Linked DNA regions of Mus musculus: all the other regions are linked to region 2. The links are chromatin contacts, found by Hi-C or POLR2A ChIA-PET in ENCODE. All regions are on one chromosome and are shown on one strand. The core of a region is the stretch at or near the end of the contact, and the rest is flanking DNA. Distances in the headings are between cores, read along the strand shown.

What was found. A loop is a pair of places that touch in the nucleus more often than their neighbours do. ChIA-PET counts read pairs that join two places held with the same protein, here RNA polymerase II (POLR2A).
Region 1: a loop to region 2 is called in a map of v-Abl transformed pro-B cells, with 4 times the contacts of the local background. The contact joins the promoter of Lsm14a here to the promoter of Cebpg in region 2. A Hi-C loop is called at or near these places in 3 of 37 maps with a recorded cell type or tissue (T-helper 2 cell, regulatory T cell and v-Abl transformed pro-B cells).
Region 3: a loop to region 2 is called in a map of v-Abl transformed pro-B cells, with 3 times the contacts of the local background. The contact joins the promoter of Pdcd5 here to the promoter of Cebpg in region 2. A Hi-C loop is called at or near these places in 1 of 37 maps with a recorded cell type or tissue (v-Abl transformed pro-B cells). POLR2A ChIA-PET finds 5 or more read pairs at or near these places in 1 of 5 experiments (embryonic stem cell).

The regions. Positions count from the first base shown.
Region 1 is chr7:34,387,478-34,391,162 of GRCm38, reverse strand. Lsm14a (LSM14A mRNA processing body assembly factor) reads left to right here and starts at 1,458. Exons shown (of 11, transcript NM_025948.3): 1 at 1,458-1,805. The coding sequence starts at 1,685. Gm12764 (predicted gene 12764) reads right to left here and starts at 2,550. Exons shown (of 2, transcript NR_169160.1): 1 at 2,155-2,550.
Region 2 is chr7:35,054,695-35,058,561 of GRCm38, reverse strand. Cebpg (CCAAT/enhancer binding protein (C/EBP), gamma) reads left to right here and starts at 1,996. Exons shown (of 2, transcript NM_009884.3): 1 at 1,996-2,186. It overlaps Gm45095, which reads right to left and starts at 3,079. Exons shown (of 2, transcript XM_030243153.1): 1 at 2,470-3,079; 2 at 917-2,370. The coding sequence starts at 2,555. The coding sequence ends at 1,803.
Region 3 is chr7:35,645,533-35,649,655 of GRCm38, reverse strand. It overlaps Pdcd5 (programmed cell death 5), which reads left to right and starts at 2,174. Exons shown (of 6, transcript NM_019746.4): 1 at 2,174-2,350; 2 at 3,475-3,512. The coding sequence starts at 2,285.

The DNA of each region.
Region 1 (3,685 bases), core at 209-2,708, 670 kb after region 2:
CAGTCACAGCTCAGCTCATCAATCTTCTCTCCTGCTTTCCCGGAACACGCAGATAATCACCATGCATTGGCTCAGCGCACCAGACATCCTACTTGCTGCCTGTGTTCGGCTCTTATCCCAGTTGTTCACTCTTGCAGCAAATGTCTACCGAGCAGCTGTCCTGGGCCGGTTGCTACACTTGGCCCCAAGGATGATGCAAACAGTGTCTAAAACCAGAAACCCTTCCTCAAAATATTTGCATTCTAGCCAAGAAGGGAGACAAACACTTATGACTAAATAGACAAATGCGATGGGGGGTAGGGAGGGAGCAAGGCAAGAAGAGGGGTGTAAAGCGAGATCTACTGTAGTTTTGTAAATACATCACCTCTTAGGGCAGCTTTGAGCAGAGTATAATGAACTGTGGAAGCTGTGAGAAGAAGGGATGCTTGGAACAGTATGGAGCTGTGTAACAACAAATTAAATCATCCATGCCCTCATAAGCCAAACTAGGAAGTCTGGTTTTCACCTTGTGTAAAATGTAACCTGTGGAGCGCACTGAGTAGACGGATGTTATCTTGAGTTGAACAAAAGTCCAAAATCTCTTGCTACTTGAACATGATTCCCCCTGACTGCTGTGTTAAGAAAAACCTAGTAGGGGTAAGAGAAATAGAATTCTTCGGGAGCTACTGCCAACAACTCTGGCCAGGGTAACTGAGGCGTTATATAGAGCTGTACGGATGGAGACGGTCCAGCCTGAACAGACAAGATTTATAGTTAGGACAGGTGTGGAGGTGTAAGACAATCCAGGACTGGGGTCTTAGCTACTAAGCAAACGTTCCCGGTTCATAGTTACCTCCGAGAACAAGCTAGAGGGACGAGTTTGGAGTAAAACCGAAGAGTTACATCTCTGGATGCAAAGTTTTAAGATGCCAATTTGGTATCCGATCGGAGAGATGATCGTTATTAAGAAAGTGGAGCTGACATTAAGTGATCAAAGCGGCAGAGAAACACTTGGACTGGTGTTTCTTGCATAGTTAGTGACCGGGAACATCTTGAAAGCTAGGACACGGATCAAGCCGCATAAAAAGGGTTGGACTCAGTTTGGGGGACAGAGTCCCAGAGCCTCCCGGAGCGGCAGCCCTTGGAGTGTGAGACTCCTCAGGCGAAGATGGCTGCTCTGGCGTTTACAGTGAGAGTTCCGTGGCCCGCGGAGAGCGGCTCCGGAGCTGGGAGGCGACCGCTTACAAAGACTCTGGGCTCGTACCAAAGTGCAGCCCGCCTAGAAATGGCAGAGGCCGCAGTCAGCATCACCAGGCGGGATGGGCCCTCGTCTAGTCTTCCCGCGACATCTAGGTGCCGTGAAAACCTTCCACGTCGGGAGCGCAAGCCAAGCGCTCTGGGCCGCCGCGGAAAGAGCCCGGGACCGTCCGTGAGCTCGGCGAGTCTCGCGAGAAAGCACGCCGCCTCGCCCTCCCGGCATGCCCTGCGCCGCCGCCGCTGCTGCCGCCGCCGCCGCCGCCGCGCCGCGGTTTGAGGGCGGGAGGCTGGGGGAGGGTAAGCGGAGCCGGCGCGGCCGCCATGTTGGTTCTGAGGCGGCTGCTGTGAGGCGCCGACGGAGGGAGCGAGCGAGCGGGCGGGCGGGCGGAGCGGCGGGCGCAGCGCGGGATCTGACTGAGTGCGAGCGGCGGGCGACGGCGGCGGCGCCATGAGCGGGGGCACCCCTTACATCGGCAGCAAGATCAGCCTCATCTCCAAGGCGGAGATCCGCTACGAGGGCATCCTCTACACCATCGACACCGAGAACTCCACGGTAGCCCTCGCCAAAGGTACGGCGGGGCGGGCCTCGGGGTTTTGGGGGGCGCGGGTAGAGCGCCCCGCCGCCCTCGCGCTCTTCTCCCTCTGCGGTCCTCACGGGCCTCGCTCCCTCCCGGCCCCCAAGCGACAAGGGCCGGGCTGCGGCCTCCCCGGGCTCCCCGGGCTGCTTCCTTTCCCCCGAAGCTCCGCGCCTTCCATCCGGGGAACGAGTGCGCGGCGCCCGGGGCGGGGCGATGCTAAAGTCCCGGGAACCAGCCGGAGAACACACCCAGGTTCGCGGCTTCCAAGACCGAAATTCGGTCGTTCCTTCTTCGGAAGCGCCGAACAAAGCCGGAGGAGTCGAAGAATCTTGACGCCTACCTCGAGATGAATGCGGATGTGTTGATTCCTCGGGCACCCATTTTCTCAGCGTTCTTCGTCTGGGTCGGTGGCGACGGTTGTCGAGTGAACTCCTAAGGAGTGTGCTCCAAACTTTGGGTTTGCGCCGCAGACTTGTGATCTCGAAAGGCCGTTTCGTACCGTCCAGTCGATCGCATCCCGTTTGTCTCCTCTGTGATTGTTACCTGTTATGCCGGAATTCTTATGCAACCGAAGGGTGCGCGTTAAAATGCTTGCTTGCTGTCCCCATGGGCCAATTTTCTGGAACCCTGGTAGAAAGGAAAGTTTAAGTTTTGATGATCCGGGACTCTTGTACACACTTCAGAGCGAGTACTATCGGGGCGCTGACCGACTCCGCTGTACTTGGGGAGAGGAAGTTGTGTGGAAGGGGATCCCCCCCTACTTACCCCAACCCCATAGTCTGTACAGTCGATACAGTCAATTTGTGGGTTTTGTTTCCGTTCACGCGTGCTAGTGACAGGAAGGCACAAAGAAAATAAACTTGAGTTTCTGATCCTAGGGGAAGTCTTATAACAGTTTCTGATACCAGGGAGGTCTATTTTCCTACCACACCTAGTAGAATTGTTAAGAACTAAGTATGCTAGGAAAAAAGGTCCTAGGGATAGCAAGATTCTAAATCTAAAAGCATTTTTTATAGATGCTTCTTTTAACAGTTTCAGTTTCTTGAATTATACCTAATAGGGGGTAGGGGTGTGGCTTGATTGACAGCTCTTCTCTAGCAAGTGGGAGATCTGGGTTCCCTCCCCAGAACCACAAAAACAAAGCTTAAAAAAGGGACACTATAAAAGAGTAGGGTGATGTTTTCCACAGTTGCATTGTGATACTTACATAACTTTTGGCAATTTACTTAAAAAAAAAAATCCTTGAATCAAACACTGAAAAGTCAAGGAGTCTGCTTTTTAAAGAGCAGTATGAGGCTTGGTGCTGTGACACTCCCCTGTAGTCCCCGATATGCAAAATCAGGGCTGCTAAAGCAATACAGCTAGGTCATCTCAGTCGATGCTTAAATGCATAAAACCCGGTTGGCTCCCCAGTGAGAAAAACCGAGTGTGGGTGGTGCATGCCTGTGATTCCACCAGGGAGGTCGAAGCAGGAGGTCAGGCATTCAAGATCTGCCTGGTACACATGAAACCCTCTCAAAGAAGGCCAAAACTGAGACTCCAGGAACTACCCCATAACTTTCTCTTTGCCTTATGGAGTTTTGTAACACATTGCCTCTTAAAGAACCTGCTTTCATCTTTGTAGATGTTCACTATACTTAAGGATGTATGATTCTCCTTAGTAATTACTGAAGCCTTGACTAATAGTGTGAAGCTGGGCTTGGTGGTACGGGCCTTGGTGCCGGCGTTCAGGAGATTAGTGCCAGGTGGATCTGAGTTCCAAGCAACCCTCATCAATTTAGAGAGTTCCAAAACTTCCGAGTGAGACACTGCCTCAAAAACAAATGAGAGTTGACTGTGATGTCCTTAAACAGCTTGATGGTGTTAGTTTT
Region 2 (3,867 bases), core at 747-3,246:
TGCTGTAAGGATTGGAAGCTGGGAACATTCTGACCCTGGACCATAGCACTTTGGCAATACATGTGGTTAGTCACAGTAGTTAAGTGGCTAGATTATTCAGCTAACAGGATCTCCTACTTCTCAAGTCCTTTGAAGGAGATTTTAATATACTGCTGGTTTACAACTTCTTTGGGTTTCTAGAATATATTTGGACATTAGCAGGGCACAGATATACACAGGACATTTCCCTTTACTGAGATGGCATAAGTCTTTGTGACTTAACAAAAAACAAACAAACTAGATTTCTTCAACCTGGAGGCAGAGTGTTCCCAGGGTTCTTATGTCCTTATGTTGAGTGTTTCCTATTGCTGACAGTGAGAAAAGGTTCTCCTGGGCTGAGTTTTGGCTTAGTGGTAGAGGAGTGTTACCCTGTATGTGTGCACACCCTGGGTTCAATGCCCTACCCTCCATCAAAATCACTGTTGGTCTCTCTTGGTCAGCCCTACTTTACCTTGCCTCAGCCTTATGTTCCGGCCATCACAGGGCCTCTAAGCAAAGCCAAACCCGCCTCATCTTTTAAGCCTTCTCTGACACATTAGATCAGGTCTGGTCCCCTTCTTACAATATCTCCTAGCATCTTGGACTTCTTTCCTTAAGTGTCTATGAAAATGGGGCTTGAATCATGTCTCTGTAGTTCTCAGAGTAAGCTCCCTGTGGGCAGGGACAGTGTGTTTGTCTTCTTCCATTGCTGACTCTTAGTCCACACTTTAGCACATACCGTTCTTGTAATCAGGAAAAGAATTACAGGATATCAGCTAAAGAGGAAATCTCAAGACTCCTGGGCATTGACTGCTGGCTGTGGAAGGCTTGCCTAGACACAACACAGAATGCAGCTGGCAGAGCGGCTGGCAAAAAAGAGGCTAACTCAATATACATATGACATGCAAGGATGTTTTTATTTTCGATAGTTTTTATATGACTAGAAAACATTAGGGGTAAAATCGTGGTCTTTGTGAGAAACAAAGCACGGTTCACCTTTCATAGTGCTAAGTCTTGGGAAAAAAATGGCTCTTAACACAGCGATCCAAACCTAAAGAAACATACTGACTGGTTTTGAGACATTAGCTCCCCAAGTGTGCATGGGGTTATCAGGGGTCATTCTCTGTGGTTGACTTTTTTTTTTTCAGGTATTTTCATCTCTCAGGGATTCCTCGAAGTCTTATGTGGAGAGCTGCTCTCCTGGCCTTGGCGATGAAGAAACATTTCCCTTCTGAAAGCCAGAGAGTTTTGAATGATAAGCATTGCTAAAGAGGAAGCAATCAAACCTTTCGGGCAGGCTCTGCCTTCCACCCAGCGCTGCTTCCTGTTTTTCAAAACACAAAAACAAAAAGCAACACAAAACAAAACAAAACAACAAAAAAACCCGCTTTTTGATTCTCTTGTGAACTGTTCCCGGGAGACCCAGGCTGGACCACTTGTCACTTTTAAGAGAGCACCTCATATCCATCATCTGCTCTCCGGAGGTGAGCACACTTTGGAAATCGTGATTTGTTCGGCAGCCACAGTCTGCTGTTGTCAAGCGTCTGACAAGTGCTAACCCTAGCACTGGACAGTTTTTCCTTAACGTGCTTTTATCAAAATAAATGTGCAGATGCCTCAGGGCCGTGAGGCCTAAACAAACAAAAAACCCACCCTAACTCAAAAATCCACCTGAGGAAATGTCTTTTCCCTAAGGCAGGTGAGGCCCTCGTAACTCTGATAGAACTTTGCTTGCCATGGGTCACTCCCAAGGCTCAGGGCCACCGCCTGCCACCACCGACAGCCTAAGGGGGAAACCACCGAGCGCGCCTCCAGCCAGCGCCGGTGCTGCCACGCCCACCACGCCCGTTCCGCCGCGCGCCCGCCTCTCGCCGGCACACGGCCTGTGATTGGCTGGTGGAGCTGCCCATCTCTAGAGGCGAGCGCGTCGTTCTCCAAGCAGCGCTTCTATTGGTCACGGCGGCGGCGGCAGCGCGCGGACCCGAAGAGGCGGGGAAAACCGGTGGCCGCGGTGGCGGAACGGGCGGAGGTTGCCGGTTTCGTAACCGTCGCTCCTCCTCGCCGACTCGCGGGCTGCGAGGCCTGGGTCGGGTCGGGTCGGGCCGCGCCGCGCGGGGCCGCTCGGAGTGGAGGCCGTCTGGGGGCGGGCGGGCCGGCCGGAGGCGCAGGTAAGGAGGCCGCGGGTTGTAGCTCGGAGGGGTTGGGGGAGGAGGCCGCGGCCGAGCCCGCCGCTCGCGTAGGCGCCGACCCGGCCGGAGGAGACCCGGCCCTGCCCGATTCGGCAGGTTGGCCCGGAAGGCTCCTGGCGGCTTGGCGGCGCGGGCGGGGGCCCGGAGCGGCGTCTGATGCAACCTGCGGGCAACACCCGGCGGGGCTGAGCTCATCCCTGGCCACGGCCCAGCGCCGCCGCGCTTGGCGCCGACCCCCGCGCTCCCCCGGGCGCCCCCTCACCACAGTCGGGGAAGGGATGGAGTACCAGGTGGTCCCTCCAGAACCTGCCCCTCGGCGACGTGCAGCGTGACAAGCCTGGCGCGCATTGGCCCCTAGGGATGGAGGGTGTTCCTAGAATAGAAGGTGGACCGAATCTTACTTTGGAGCCACCTAGGACTCTCTTCCTGTCGGCTTCCCAAACGGCTCGGTCTGGGGGGGATGGCCCGGGTCCTATTTGGAGTTAATAACCTAGTGGTCATCTAGGGAAGGCACTCGAGTTTTTACACACGTAACGTTGCAAGAGGGAGATTTCGTTTGTTTTTTTGGACGCGGTCGTGTGTCCTGCAGTTCACTGGGAGGGGGAGGACATCCTAGATGATCGCGCACCAGACGCAGAAGGTCAAGCCATGAAGCCTTTCCTTAGCTCGCCTGGAGGGAGCTCGGGAAAAGAGCCAGCGGAGGTATCCAGGTGGGGAAGTTGGGCATGCGGGTGTGAGAATTGTTTCTCTTTCCAAGTGGGCTTGTGTATTTCTGGTCTTAAGAAGGTTGGCATGCTTTGTTTTGCTCTGCTCCTTCTTGCTTTTTTGTTTGTTTCTTTGTAAACTGCATCATAAGATGTATCAAATTTAGAAAGGTTTTAACCTTTGTGGGTTGCACAACAGCTGGGTGTTGTGTCTCTTGAGTTTCCACCCACTTGAATCCTTATTTGAATATATTATCATTGAGTGCAGACCTGTCTCACAGAGGGAATTTGAAACAAAGCACCATAAGGTCTTTCTCTATTGAGAAATTGTACATAGAAGAATTCAGAGTATGGTAGGCAAGCCCCTCTACCTCTGAGCCACATTTCTAGCCTTCAAAGCGCTCTAAGGTCTGTTCATCTATGGCCACTTGAGTAGTAGTAATGATAAGCTAGCTATCCCTGTGGTCATTTCCCTGTTCCTGAAAAACTGTAAATAATGACAGGATGCTACTGAGCTGAAAAAAAGCTTGAGCCTGTTTCCTGAGTCTGATGGACATGCTTGACTGACTCAGTTATTTTTATGACCTATCAGAAACAAATAGGTGGGAACAGACCTCCTCCCTCCCCTCTCCCCAATATCCTTTAAATTCTCACAACCTGTCATGATTGTCGTCCCAGCACTGTGATCTTGGAGAGGTGCTTTCATCCCTAGTGAATTAAATACACCCTGGGAAAGTCCCTGGGAACAGTCCCTCTAGAGATCGTGGGAGACACAGGACCTGGTCAAAAGTTGCCTCAGTCACAGTAATGAGTCCTGGAGCGATTTTAGGTTTTCCTCAGAGGGGTGGGTACATAGGTTCTTACACTAGCAAGTTTGTTGGTCCTTTCCCTATTCCGTTGCCCTGCCCTGCCATTAAAGAGGGGGAAAAAACCTGAACAGGAACTCCTAATAAATA
Region 3 (4,123 bases), core at 925-3,424, 590 kb before region 2:
AGGCTGTATTCAGATAGGCTTTTGAGGGGAGGAGATATTAATGCAGGTCACCACACTTAGGTGACAGGCACTTTTACTACCTAAACCATTTCCTCAGGTCCAGGTGCTTGTGTTCTGACCTAGTTAATAAACGGTGACATTTACCAAAGTAAGGAGAAGTAGAAGGGACAGCTGATGAAGAAGTCAAGGGTTAACTACGGGTATGTTGAGTTTCAGATGCTATTAGAACTATGGAGAGGTTGACACAGGCATTTGAGAAAGATTAGGAGCTGTAGCTTTGTTGGAGGAGGTGTGGCCTTGGAAGAGGTGTGGCCTTACAGGAGGTGTGGCCTTGGAGGGGTGTGGCCTTGGAGGGGTGTGGCCTTGGAGGAGGTGTGTCACTAGGGCTCTGAATTTTCAAAATAGTAGTTGTCTCAAGACGTGAGATCTTAGCTGCTGTTGCACTGTCATGCCTGCCTGCTCATTACCATACTCCCCACCATGATGGTCACGGACTCTAATTCTCTGGAACTGTGAGCTCCAAATTAAAAGCTTTCTTTTATTAATGGCCTTGGTCATGGTATTGTATCACAGTAGTAGAAAAGCAACTGTCTGGTTTAGGATTTCTATTGCTGTGAAGAGACCCCATGATCACGGCATCTCTTATAAAGGAAGGCATTTGATTGGGGCTGGCTTATAGGTTCTGAAGTTTAGTCCATCATCATCGTGGCAGGGAGCATGGTGTAGTGCAGACAGGCATGGTACAGGAGAGGTCGCTGAGAGTTCTGCATCAATAGGCGAGCAGCAGGGAAAGTAACACTATGGCGTGAGCACACTTGAAACCTCAGAGTCCCAGAAAAACACTTCCTTCCAACCGAGACACACCTACGACAAGGCACACCTCCTAACTGTGCCACTCCCTAAGAGCCTCTGGGGGCCATTTTCTTTCAAACCACCACAGTCCCTAACACAGCAATTCCATCCATAGATACATATTTAAAATAACTGAAGGCAGGATTGCAGGCAGGCATTTGAACACATGCATTGATAGTGGCTTTACTCACACTAAGCAAAAAGTGAACAAGGTTAAACTGATGAATACATCTAATGTGCTTTGTACAGTAAATATGTTCAGCCAGGAAATAATGAAATGGGGGAGGGGAGAGCTTGTTTGGTTGGAGCCAAAGTCTCACTATGTAATGGCAAGCTGGTCTTCAATTCCAGATCCTCCTGCCTCAGACGCCCCTGGATTGGCCGACTTTAAAGGCACACACCCACCAAATCCAATCAAGAATGAAGTTCTGTCTCATGGTACAACATGGATAAAAAACTTGAAGGTGGTATATGATTGGTCAAATATGCCAGCCATAAATAAATAGTGCTTGAATAGGCAATTTTATACAGACAGAACATTGTTTTGTAATGGGAACCAGGGATAATAAATAATTTCTATTTAGTGAGTGGGTGCCAGTTTGTAATGATGAAAAATTTATAGAGAGTAGCCATTGCTCAACAGGGTGGATGTAGGTATATGGGCTAGAGGGATGGCTCAGTGGTTAAAAGTGTGTATTAGTCTTCCAGAGCACCAGAATTCGATTCTCAACCCAATATCAGGTGACTCACAGTTGCTTGGAACTCCAACTCCAGGGGTCCAATGTTTGTCTCCTCAGGCTCACTCATCCCTTACCTCCATATATATATATAATGAAAATGGTTAGATGTATTTGGAAAAATTAAAATACATATACCATAAGCAAGTCACAGGATTGGAGAATTGAGCAGTTTTTTTTTCCACCCACTCCATCCCTTACTGGGACCCTCACTCCAAAATCAGGGTGTGTGTGTGTGTGTGTGTGTGTGTGTGTGTATTGCCATAGTTCACACACACACTCACACACACAGCATCTTCTCAGCAAAGGCCCTTGGGGGTTGGGGTAAAGCAGACAGGGCGTCGACTAAGGAGTTTACACCTTGCAGAACTGCGCCATTGCCAGTCCTAGGAATCATTAGGGTGGGGCGTGTTAACGCGCAGTTCAGAGCCTGGGAACCCACAAGCGCCCTCTTAGAGGTTCTGCCCCTTTTCCCATCGCAGGATCGGTCCTCTGCAAGGCACCCTGGCCGAGGCCCGGCAGCCCCAACTCGGCACTCGACTTTTGATGCCTGAGCATCACTCGCGTCTGCGCAGTCGAAGGCGCCGGGCTCGAGTCTCCGGCCGAAGCGATTCCAACCGAGTGTACCGGAGGGCGGCTGCGGCTGCGCGACCCCCGACGGCCGCTGCGCCTGCGCGACGTGGGACAGCCGCGCCATGGCGGACGAAGAACTTGAGGCGCTGAGGAAGCAGAGGCTGGCCGAGTTGCAGGCCAAGCATGGAGTGAGTGAGCGAGCGGGCGGGCGGGCGAGGTGACGCCCTCGCCCCAGGCACAGGCTCTCGGCGTTTGCTCGTGGGACCCCGGCTTCCGCGTACCCCATGGCAACGTGTGTGTGCCCACGGGGATGGGGGTGTCCCCGGAGGTCACCGCCGCCTCCTCGGCTGCCGTAGGGTCCCGCGTGAGGCTTGTGCGGGTTGGGGTGTGCGCGCCTTCGAGTCACCCCCCACCCCACCCCCCAAGTCTCGGTTTTCGCTGCCGTCGAGCCTCAGGCGATCCTCGCCGGGATTGGGGTGTCCTCGGATTGGGGGGGGTCTTGCCGACCGGAAGCCCGCGCTGTGTAGAGGGGGATCCTCTGAGCTCTGGTGCGGAGGACGCCGCTCTGACAGCGCCTCCCCGGGCGGGAGTCGAACCGCGGACTCCAGAGATGGTGCTCAGCCCCTGCGGTGCCGGCTAGGAGGGAGTAGCGGGTTGTAAACTTGCCTTGGGACAAACGCTAGTGGTGGTGGGTGACCTCAGTGGCAAGCATTTGAGCCTTTGAGCCAGCATCTTTCGTGCCAAGCCAGGGTCTCTTTTTTCCAGTCTTCTCACTGGTTAAAAATAGGGCTCCATGATACCGGGGCCTTTTCAGGAATGTGTGCGTTCTCAAACATTCTTTTAGATTGTGACTTGAGACGCTTGGGAAATGTGGGGCTGGGAGTGGGGGTTAGCCTGGGCCACAGTGCTTACCTAGCATACACAACACCCTCTCTTCCCTGAGTTCCACCCTCAGCCCTTATTTAATAAAACGAACACAACATTGCAAATGGAAACTGACTTATTGATTTTTTTTTTTTTTTTTTTTTTTTTTTTTTGGTGAGGTCCAGTTTCCACCTCGGGAACCTATTATAGCAGAAAGAATATCGAATAAGCCCTTTATTTTTGTTTTCATTTATTTGGTATTTTACTTTATTTTGAATACGGTCTCTGTTTATAGCCCAGGCTGGCCGGTAACTTGAGATTCTTGTGTCTCCTAAGTGCTAACTATGGTGACAAATGTGCCTCACCCCACCTTTCCCTGACCCATGTGTTCTTCTCTCTTCTTTTGAAGTTCCACTCCATTAAAAGGTAAAAATTATTTTTTTTTCAGGATCCTGGTGATGCAGCCCAACAGGAAGCAAAGCAAAGGTAGGGCTGGAACTAGAACTTTCTGGAAGAGTGGTTTCATAGATTGAGCTTTTGGCTTTTATTTAGTAGTTGGAATTGGTCCGTGACTCTTAGTGAATCTCAGAACCTAGTGATTTTCTACTAAGCCTGCTTGAAGGTAATTCCCTTTTTAGTCTGATTCAGTAAATACCCACGGAGTTCCAGTAAGACCTCACTTTGAAGTTCTGCCTAAGCCCAACAGTAAATAACCTCATAGGGATTCTAGACCCAAGGCCTCCCCGTGAGCGGTCCGTGGACACTAACTTACTCTGCTGTTTTACCCCTGCGCGTGGCAGAGCACTTTCACTCAAGTTCAAGCATGCATTTGACGTGACTACTTCACACCCTGCTTTTGCCTCTCCCGTTGTTTGGGGTGTGTTCAGATCTGAGCACTAAGTCCCTTGCTCCCCACTCTCTTTGGCAACCTTCACGGTTAACCCGTTGGAAGTCCACATTCTCAAAGCAGGTTGTTTGGTTTTCCCTCTCTAATCAGGACTCCTCATCTAGGGTCTCTTTTATGCTTTGAGCGCATAAAGCCGGTGGTGGCTCACGCCTCTAACCTCCCTGCTTGGGAAGCAGAGACAGAAGGATCT